2 separate regions of the Homo sapiens genome follow, and region 1 is linked to region 2. A link is an interaction called in ENCODE POLR2A ChIA-PET data of the cell type or tissue named here. Cell type or tissue: A673. All regions are shown on one strand. Region 1 overlaps DHX9 (DExH-box helicase 9). Region 2 overlaps LAMC1 (laminin subunit gamma 1).

Evidence for each region. Peaks named below come from ENCODE experiments on the same cell type or tissue, not always from the same donor. Only the 100,000 strongest peaks of a DNase experiment are listed, where the experiment ranks them.
Region 1: POLR2A ChIA-PET joins it to region 2 with 9 read pairs; 2 of 35 experiments call an interaction of 5 or more read pairs at or near these places.

The regions. Positions count from the first base shown.
Region 1 is chr1:182,886,548-182,890,547 of GRCh38, reverse strand. DHX9 (DExH-box helicase 9) reads right to left here. Exons shown (of 28, transcript NM_001357.5): 28 at 2,566-3,465. The coding sequence ends at 3,114. Among named protein-coding and RNA genes, the nearest start is that of DHX9-AS1, 49 kb to the right of the region's middle. RefSeq lists a silencer at 306-355. In A673, no CTCF peak of the experiment used is centred here; no DNase peak of the experiment used is centred here; H3K27ac peaks cover 682 bases.
Region 2 is chr1:183,038,405-183,042,404 of GRCh38, reverse strand. All of the region lies in intron 1 of LAMC1 (laminin subunit gamma 1), which reads right to left. Among named protein-coding and RNA genes, the nearest start is that of LAMC1, 17 kb to the right of the region's middle. In A673, no CTCF peak of the experiment used is centred here; DNase peaks (open chromatin) are centred at 1,714 and 2,154; H3K4me3 peaks cover 1,677 bases; H3K27ac peaks cover 3,235 bases.

The DNA of each region.
Region 1 (4,000 bases), 150 kb after region 2:
TTTCTTTACTATCCTCCTGTCCCAATTCTGTTTCCAGATTCAGAAAGAGGGAAATTGGTATTCAAATACATGCTTGGCTAAAGTTAATGTCTTCTTTCTTGTTGTCTGGGCTGACCCCTAAGTTGGCACAACTATTCATATTCTGATCTGTTCCTATGGCATCGGTGACATTCAGAGGGTCTGGAGTGTAGCTTCACAGCACAAAAGATCCCACCAAATTGTAGCTGCTTACTTGAGGACACTGTACCTACACATTCTGTTAACGCAGGGAGGTCTGCAGCATGGCTTCCTGCAATTGGCACATCAGCTTTTTCTTCCAGTTAACTTTCAAACTGTCAACCACAGACCAAACACGTGCACATCAGGCCACTCTTTCCTGTCTGAACTTCTAGAAGGGCTGACTCAATTGTCACTGCCAACTCTTATTACCCCCAAACCCCGGCAGATATGTGCTGTGAGAGAAGGGGTGGTAAGCAGAAAACTTTCTACATTATTTTTTCCTCGAATTCTCTCCCATTTCCTGAATGGGAACGGTGTGTATTCAAGCTCTCATTTTGGAAGAACTTTCAGTCATTGCACACTTGCTGTGACATTCTTTAACTATTGTCTTTGTTCTAAGCAAAATGTAGAGATGGCTAAGAAAGGAAATGAAGGCGGGCTGTGGTGGCTCATGCCTGTAATCCCAGCACTTTGGGAGGCCGAGGCAGGTGAATTGCCTGAGGTCAAGAGTTCAAGATCAGCCTGGGCAGGTGAAAACCCATTTCTACAAAAAATACAAAAATTAGCTGGGTGTGGTGGTGGCAGGGGCCTGTGGTCCCAGCTATCCACTGCTTAGGAGACTGAGGTGGGAAGATTGTTTGAGCCTGGGAGGTAGAGGTTGCAAGTGAGCTGAGATTGTGCCACTACACTCCAGCCTGGGTGACCCTGCCTCAAAAAAGAAATTAAACAGTGGTTGATGTCTCAAGGTATTAATGTCACAAAATACTCTACGTAGCCTTCTGCTCTTTTAAGTCTCATCTAAGAAAAGGAATGATTTCTGGACCTTATGATGGATTCTTTGGTAACTGGATTCCCACTTACAGCTATGACAAATACAAATGGCACTGAACTTTTCCTCCCATGTAAGCAACTAGTGAAACAGCTGCTTTCAGACATTAGGTAACAGGCAATGCAGAACTGTGATCCCCAATAAGGAAAACAAATGAGACAAGTCCATGGCTATGTGGAAGCACTTTCTGGGTCATGGCAGAGGGAGAAAGTACCAAGCAGAGCACTGCGGTTAAGAGACAAACGAGTTTAGGGAGGACAGCTGGAATATGTGGGGCACAAGACCGGGGGAAGCTACACATGGAGCTCCTCAGGTCTTTAGCTGAACATGGTAACGTTAGAACTGTGCCTTAGTGCTTCTTTCAACCTTCAGAGAATGCACTTTGACAACTTTTGGCCATTTATCAATTTACATTTCTAATTGAATTTGTTGGAGGGATGAGTACCATTCAAATGAACCATTACTGATTTTATACCTTTTATGGGAGTTTTCACAACTTGCAAAGGGAGAGAAAGCTCATGATCAATCGATGGTGCTAGTTCAGTTTGGCTAGCTACAGCTGTACAGCAGAAATGAAGGTAGAGCCGGAGTGAGTGGCTAAGAAGGGAGTTTAGCCTCTACCCTGACGGCAGTTAAGAACCATTAGTTTAAGTCAGGAGAGGGGGTATGAAACTGGATTTGTTTGGGAATGTTTACTGTAGCTGTAGTGGAGATCATCTTGAGGCAGGCCTGTAGGCAGGATCAGTTAAGTTGCTGTGGCACTGTATGTCCAAACTAAGACTGAATAGAACAGAGGCAACTCAACTATAAAAGTATATTGAAAGATATTTTGAGCTGACTAGAGATGGTGGCTTAAGCAATTAAGCAGCTGAAACTCCAAAGAGCAGAGCAGAGAACATAGTACTGTCAGGACACAGGGTAGGTGGGGAGGGGAAGGTCAGTTTGGAAGGCACTGAGATTTTTTTCTGTGGGATATTTAAGCAGAGACGCATGTTCAGTGTGCAGTTGTTTACATGGCTCAGAAAGGAAATTTCGGTTGGAGACAGACTTGTGAGTCTGCAGATAGGTGCCATCAGCTTAACAATAATTGCTGAAGGTGATCTAAAACATGTATGCAGGATAAAGGACTTTGAAAAGGAAACCAAAACAAAAATATGCCCAAGATCATCCACATGGTTGAGAACAGAATTAAGACAAACCCAGTTCTGTGTAATCCAGTACCTTTGCCCTCTCCACTGTATCTTGCTCAAATGAGAAATGTGAAAAAATTCACTGGAAACTGTAATGTGCTATAAATGTATGAATATCTCTATTAAAACAAAGTAGCTTAACAAAAACCTTTTGCAACACAGTAAGGTAGGTAAATGTGTCACATCAGTGAAGCTTCATTTACCTTTTATTCAAGAGTTCTATGGATTGATTTTATTGCTTTTAATTGTCATCGTGGAAACTAACTTAGAAAAGAAAATGCTGGCCTTGGTCTTATTCAAAGACAGAATATGGGAGGAAGCCAAATGTTCAACCCTAGGTCAAAAGTTTTATTCAGGTTTATGTGGCTTGTGCACTTGCCAGTATTTACTTCAAAAGGTAACAATTCAATTCCAAGATGATTTATTCTATTACAAGTAGTATCACTTAGTATACTTTTGAAACAGGGTACAACTTCTCTGACATTTAAAATCAACAGATGTAGCTGGCATTGTAAAATTTTCTAACATACGAGGTCAACAAACAAACTACACGGCAAGTATTCGGTGTAATACTTTATTTTCTATTGTATTAAACGAAAGCCAGGAAAATACCAAGTTATTTAAAGGCAAATCTTTACTCCTTAAAGAAAAAATACAAACTGTGGTATTTTTAAGAGATCGTTATATTTTACATAATATAAACAAAATCACTAATGCATCTATATGCTTGGTTTCCTTAAACTACAATGAACCACAGAATGGGTGAAAATGCATTTACTTTTTGGTGGCAAATAAACATACTGGAAAAAACACGTAACACATAGCATGCCTTTTTTTCCTTACTGTCTACACACAGGAACTGACATAACCAAGTTTTAATAGCCGCCACCTCCTCTTCCCTGTCCAAAGTAGCCAGTTCCATAGGCCCCCCTACCACCTCCTCGCTGGAATCCCCCAGATCCTCTGTAGCCTCCACTAGGCCCTCTGTAGTCTCCTCCAGAGTTGCCTCTAAAGCCACCTCGGGAAACTCCTCTATAGCCTCCACCAACACCTGCACCATATCCTGCCCGAAAGGAGTTGGCGCTGCCACCATAGCCTCCGCTACCATAGCCTCCACTGCTATAGCCACCGCCATAGCCTCCACCACTGTAACTAGAACCTCCCCTTCTATATCCGCTTCCATTGTCGTATCGGGCCATCTTGGGAGGACGTGGACCATCTCCATACCTAGGAAAAGCACAAAACCATCACTTTAGCAAAGCATTCTTATTATTTCCCAACGACTTACCAAATGTACACATTTAGTTATATTTGAAAATTTAATAAAGGGAATGAAGCCAAATGCACAAATAGAAATTGAAATAAAATTGATCTGCTATTCTAAAACAGTCATCAATTGTATCCATCTGTTTTTCTGAAGTTCTGGTTCAATCTCAAAGGTTTTGAATTTTGGCAGTATGTCATTAGAACTTTAAGACAGTCCTCTTACTCAGTTCAATAACATAAGTGTTCCAAGAAGGCAAGCATTAGGAGAGGGTTCCTGGAGCTGCCAATAAACTATTTGGTCTTTATCACCAGATGTTTTCCTGCAATAATTCTGAAATATGATTTTGAAAAATGTCCTTGGTAATAATGCCTAAATCTGTTTCATGTGGCAAATAAGGAAAATAAAGCGAATAAAAAATTGCAGAAATCAAGATGGACTGTCAACAACTTCAATTAAACATATCCCCAATCTGCTTATTATTCCTGTGCAGCTTTT
Region 2 (4,000 bases):
GCCAAGTGACTAAGCTCTCTCTGGTGGCAGATAATACACTTTCAGGTGTTATGGCACTTTGGGGAGGTAAGATTTTCAAGTGTTAAGATTTAGGCACACACTCCTCAATATCTTCCCAATTGGAAAGCACAGGGGCCTATCACCCAGCCTCAACCAGGCACATAAGAATGATACCCTAAAGGATCCCAGATTATTTCCAGGAAACACTCATGAGTCCCTGAATGTCAGCGTGGAGAACTACCCTGCTGTCCTGAACCACTGACCTCAGAATTACCACCTGAAGGAGAAACAAACTTCAATGATTTAAAACTGGGTTTTTATTTACTTTATTACTTTATACTGGGGCTCTTTGATACAGTGACTTACTCTTCATCTAACAATGCTGGTGAGGAAACTATACCATGTACTAGCCATCCTATTCTGCCTGATCAATTTTAAAAACCCTATCTACAAGGCAAATTCCATCATGGGAAAACCTAAACAAAATTGCTGTTTCTTGCACTCATCTGCATTCTGTGTCCATAGCCTCAAAGAAATAGAAATTCACTCATTCAGCAAACTTTTTTGAACCCCTACTACCATATAAAAGGTATTATGCCGTACACTAGGGGCATAAAAGTCAGTGGGGTGGTGGAGGGGAAGCCAATGAAATCCTCCCTAGGTCAGGTCCTTTGTACTGCATGCTTTTTTACCCAGAACTTAAGCTCTAGGTCTTCTCTGCCCTGTCTCCGGTACTATGCAGTACCTTTTGTGTAACAGGTGCTTAATAAATCTTTGTAAATGAATGAATTAAGAAATCTATGGATTCGTCTTGTCTTTGATGAACTCAGCTAATGGGGGAAAGAGAGAAAACAATACAATATAGCACCCCTCACATCCTAGGTATGCAATATGCTTACTGGATTTTAGAAGTGAGTGGACGTATAAACATCAAATGACATAAAGGCAAGTGCTCTGGAGGGAACAGAGGAATTAGAAATTAGCAAAATCTTCTTGGAGGAGTTGAAATTTGTCAGGAGTTTTAAAGATGATTAGGAAGTAGCCAAAGGAAAAAACAGAAAAGTAAAGAGTCAAGAAAAAAATGTAGTAGTACCCACACGGTGGGAGCATGTTTACTATGAACAGTTTACCATGACTGAAATTAAAGGCAGGGGAATAAGATGCACAGAACTTGTACTCCTTTGAATACTATCACTTCCATTAATTAAGCCTGACACAGTACTCTTTTCTGTAGCATTTGCATCACCCCACTTGCTTAATATAAATTGCTATGAAACCAGAGCTCCCCCTTCTTTGACTTCCAGATTTAATTTTCATTTTTAAATCTAAAATCAGGATTTATTTGACTATTTCTGGTAAGTCATTTATCACATAAACAAGGAATCCCAAGGTCATAAGGAATCTTCACGGTCACCAGATCAACATTCTGGGAAGCATTTATTTTGATCTTCTATAGTCATATCTCCTTTGCAATCACATGGAATTTCTATCCTTCTCTCACGGCACTTCATGTTTTGTCTCAGAGAAAATTTGTTGATACACACATTCTTACTCTCCCACTGGACTGCATGCTCTTTAAGTGCAACCTACATTCTTCTTTATCTCATATTCCTCCAGTGCTCAATCATCAAAAGCTCTGCATAAAATCATCTTTTAATCCAATTCTGTCAGCTCTAGCAGCCTCTGTCAAGTCCCACCTATGTGCTCACCCCGGGTTACAGCCTCAGGGTTACCTTCAGTCAAGATGAGCTGCTCCAGCCTTTCTCCTGAAACCCAGTCAAGCCACAGGCAGAGCCTCTCTCCTCTTTTTAACACTAATGATGCCACATTATATCCTTTTTTTTCCCTCCACTTCTATTTTACGAAGATTTAATACCCTGATTTTTAAAAAATGGAACAAGTTCCAAATAAACAAACCAACTTGTTTGTAAGCTATGGAATATCTGTATTTCAGAAATTGTCAGATTTCCCAGCAGATGTTTGAAGCCTAGAATCATCAATAGCCTTTCCTGTCCCATCTTTTGTTCCTCTGACAAAGTTACTGTGCTTCCTTGAGACTTCCTGTTTGAATAACCACACACTTGGGTGTTCAAACTCCCATGTGTCCATTATTCACCATAAAAGGGACCTGAGGAAGTAACCAGGCAGTTGAACACAAAATGATGTATGAACAAAAACAGCTGTGTGTTAGCGGGAGGCACAAAAAGACAGCAGGGATCCAGGCAATGCTGTGAATTTCAAACACAAGTTCTCTTCAGTCAGGCATGGTTAAAAGGCTGCTGACTCAGAGCATCAGTTGCCCATTTCATAATTGAAAACCACTAGAGATGTGAAGAAGTCCGAATCTAGTTACATTCAGAGTCTCACCTCCAACACCACCCTCACCAACAGTCTCCCTCGAGGGAACAAAGCAGCCTCTCCTCTCACAGAAATGTCAATACCCACTCAAAGGTTTTTACCAAAAATTTAATACCTATTCTATTTCCCAATCCAAAAAGCAGATACCTACCTTTCCCCAGGGGTTCTAAAAGTAAAAACAGAGGAAAGCACAGATAGAGACAGACACAGCAGAACACATGAAAGACAGCACAGAAAACAAATCTGTACTACAAACATCTGGGAAGTATGTTAATTCCAGAATCAGTGTCCATCTTGAAATGGTCTGGATTCACCATTGACGTCTGTGCCAGGACATAAAAGCTCTAAAGTGGACATATGTTTAAAACCCAAACCTGATTAGAATGCCTACAAAACTGAATGATCCTGAAGTCTACCCAGGAGTTGATGCTATTTCAGGGCGTATGGCAAAAATGCTGAAAACAATAATAAACAACCCAGCAAGAGCCTCTAAAGCAATCCTGATAATAAACAAATTTTATTACAGCTGCATTACAGATGTTCCCACAAATGCTCATAATTTGTAGAATTCTAAGAATTTATAGTCTCCAATAGACTTTCTATCCCATGAACTTATCTAAAATACCACAAATTCAAAACTATGTATGGACTGCTCCGAAAGTTAATCCAAGACACTGAAGGCCACTGATCACGACCCTTTACCCAAGAAGGGGCAATCACATGACCAAAGCAATTCAAGTACACAATTGCTCTTTTGGTTTCTAACCCTCCCCCGACCCCACCACAATCTTTATCCTTAGTCCCTTGTTTATTCCCACCTCCAAAAGAACACAATTTCAATGAAAATTCCGGCATGCTCAGCTCTATCAGATCATGATCCAGAATTTTTTTAGAAAAAATTCTTTAAACTTAGTGGCATCAAAACAGATGATGTCACCAGCACCATCATAATAGGGGTATGATGGATGGGAACCACTGAAGAATGGTAGCACAGATGCACGAGTCTACAGGTAAAACTGCTCACCCAAGGCAACTACGCCTACCTTAAATTATTTGGTAAGAGATTAAATAAATTAAACCAGGACCTATCCCTAAAACTTTTTTTCTTTTTTTTTTATAGCTTAAATTTTCAACTCCAAAATTTTATGATTTTATTATTCTAGTTAGCCAAATATTTTTCAGAGTCCACGGATGTCTCTGTGGACATTCCAGAAAACTAAGAGTCTATTAAACTCCAAATCTTGATCTAACCATTTTACACTGTCAAATTATTTATTCCTTACAGTTTTTGATAATAAAATGGTCGAGGATTTTGAGAACATGTGGGCAGCAGATTCCTGCCTCTAATTGGGATTCGTGATGCCAGGGCAGGAAAATATCACTTCCCAGTCCCTGCCAGTGAAAACTCAAAAAAAGCTGTTCAGCTCATTTCATCATGCTGTCACTACCCTCTTTCTAAAAACTGCAAAACTCTTTTCTTGGAAATCATTATCCCTTCATTCTCTCTGAAGAAAGTTGATGGAAAAGTCCTGAGAAAACATTTATGCATTTATAGTTTACCAACTGACCAAAAACAAAACAAAACAAAAAACAGCAGAGAGAAGGGAGGACACTGAGGACATTTTAAGCCCAACACTCAGCC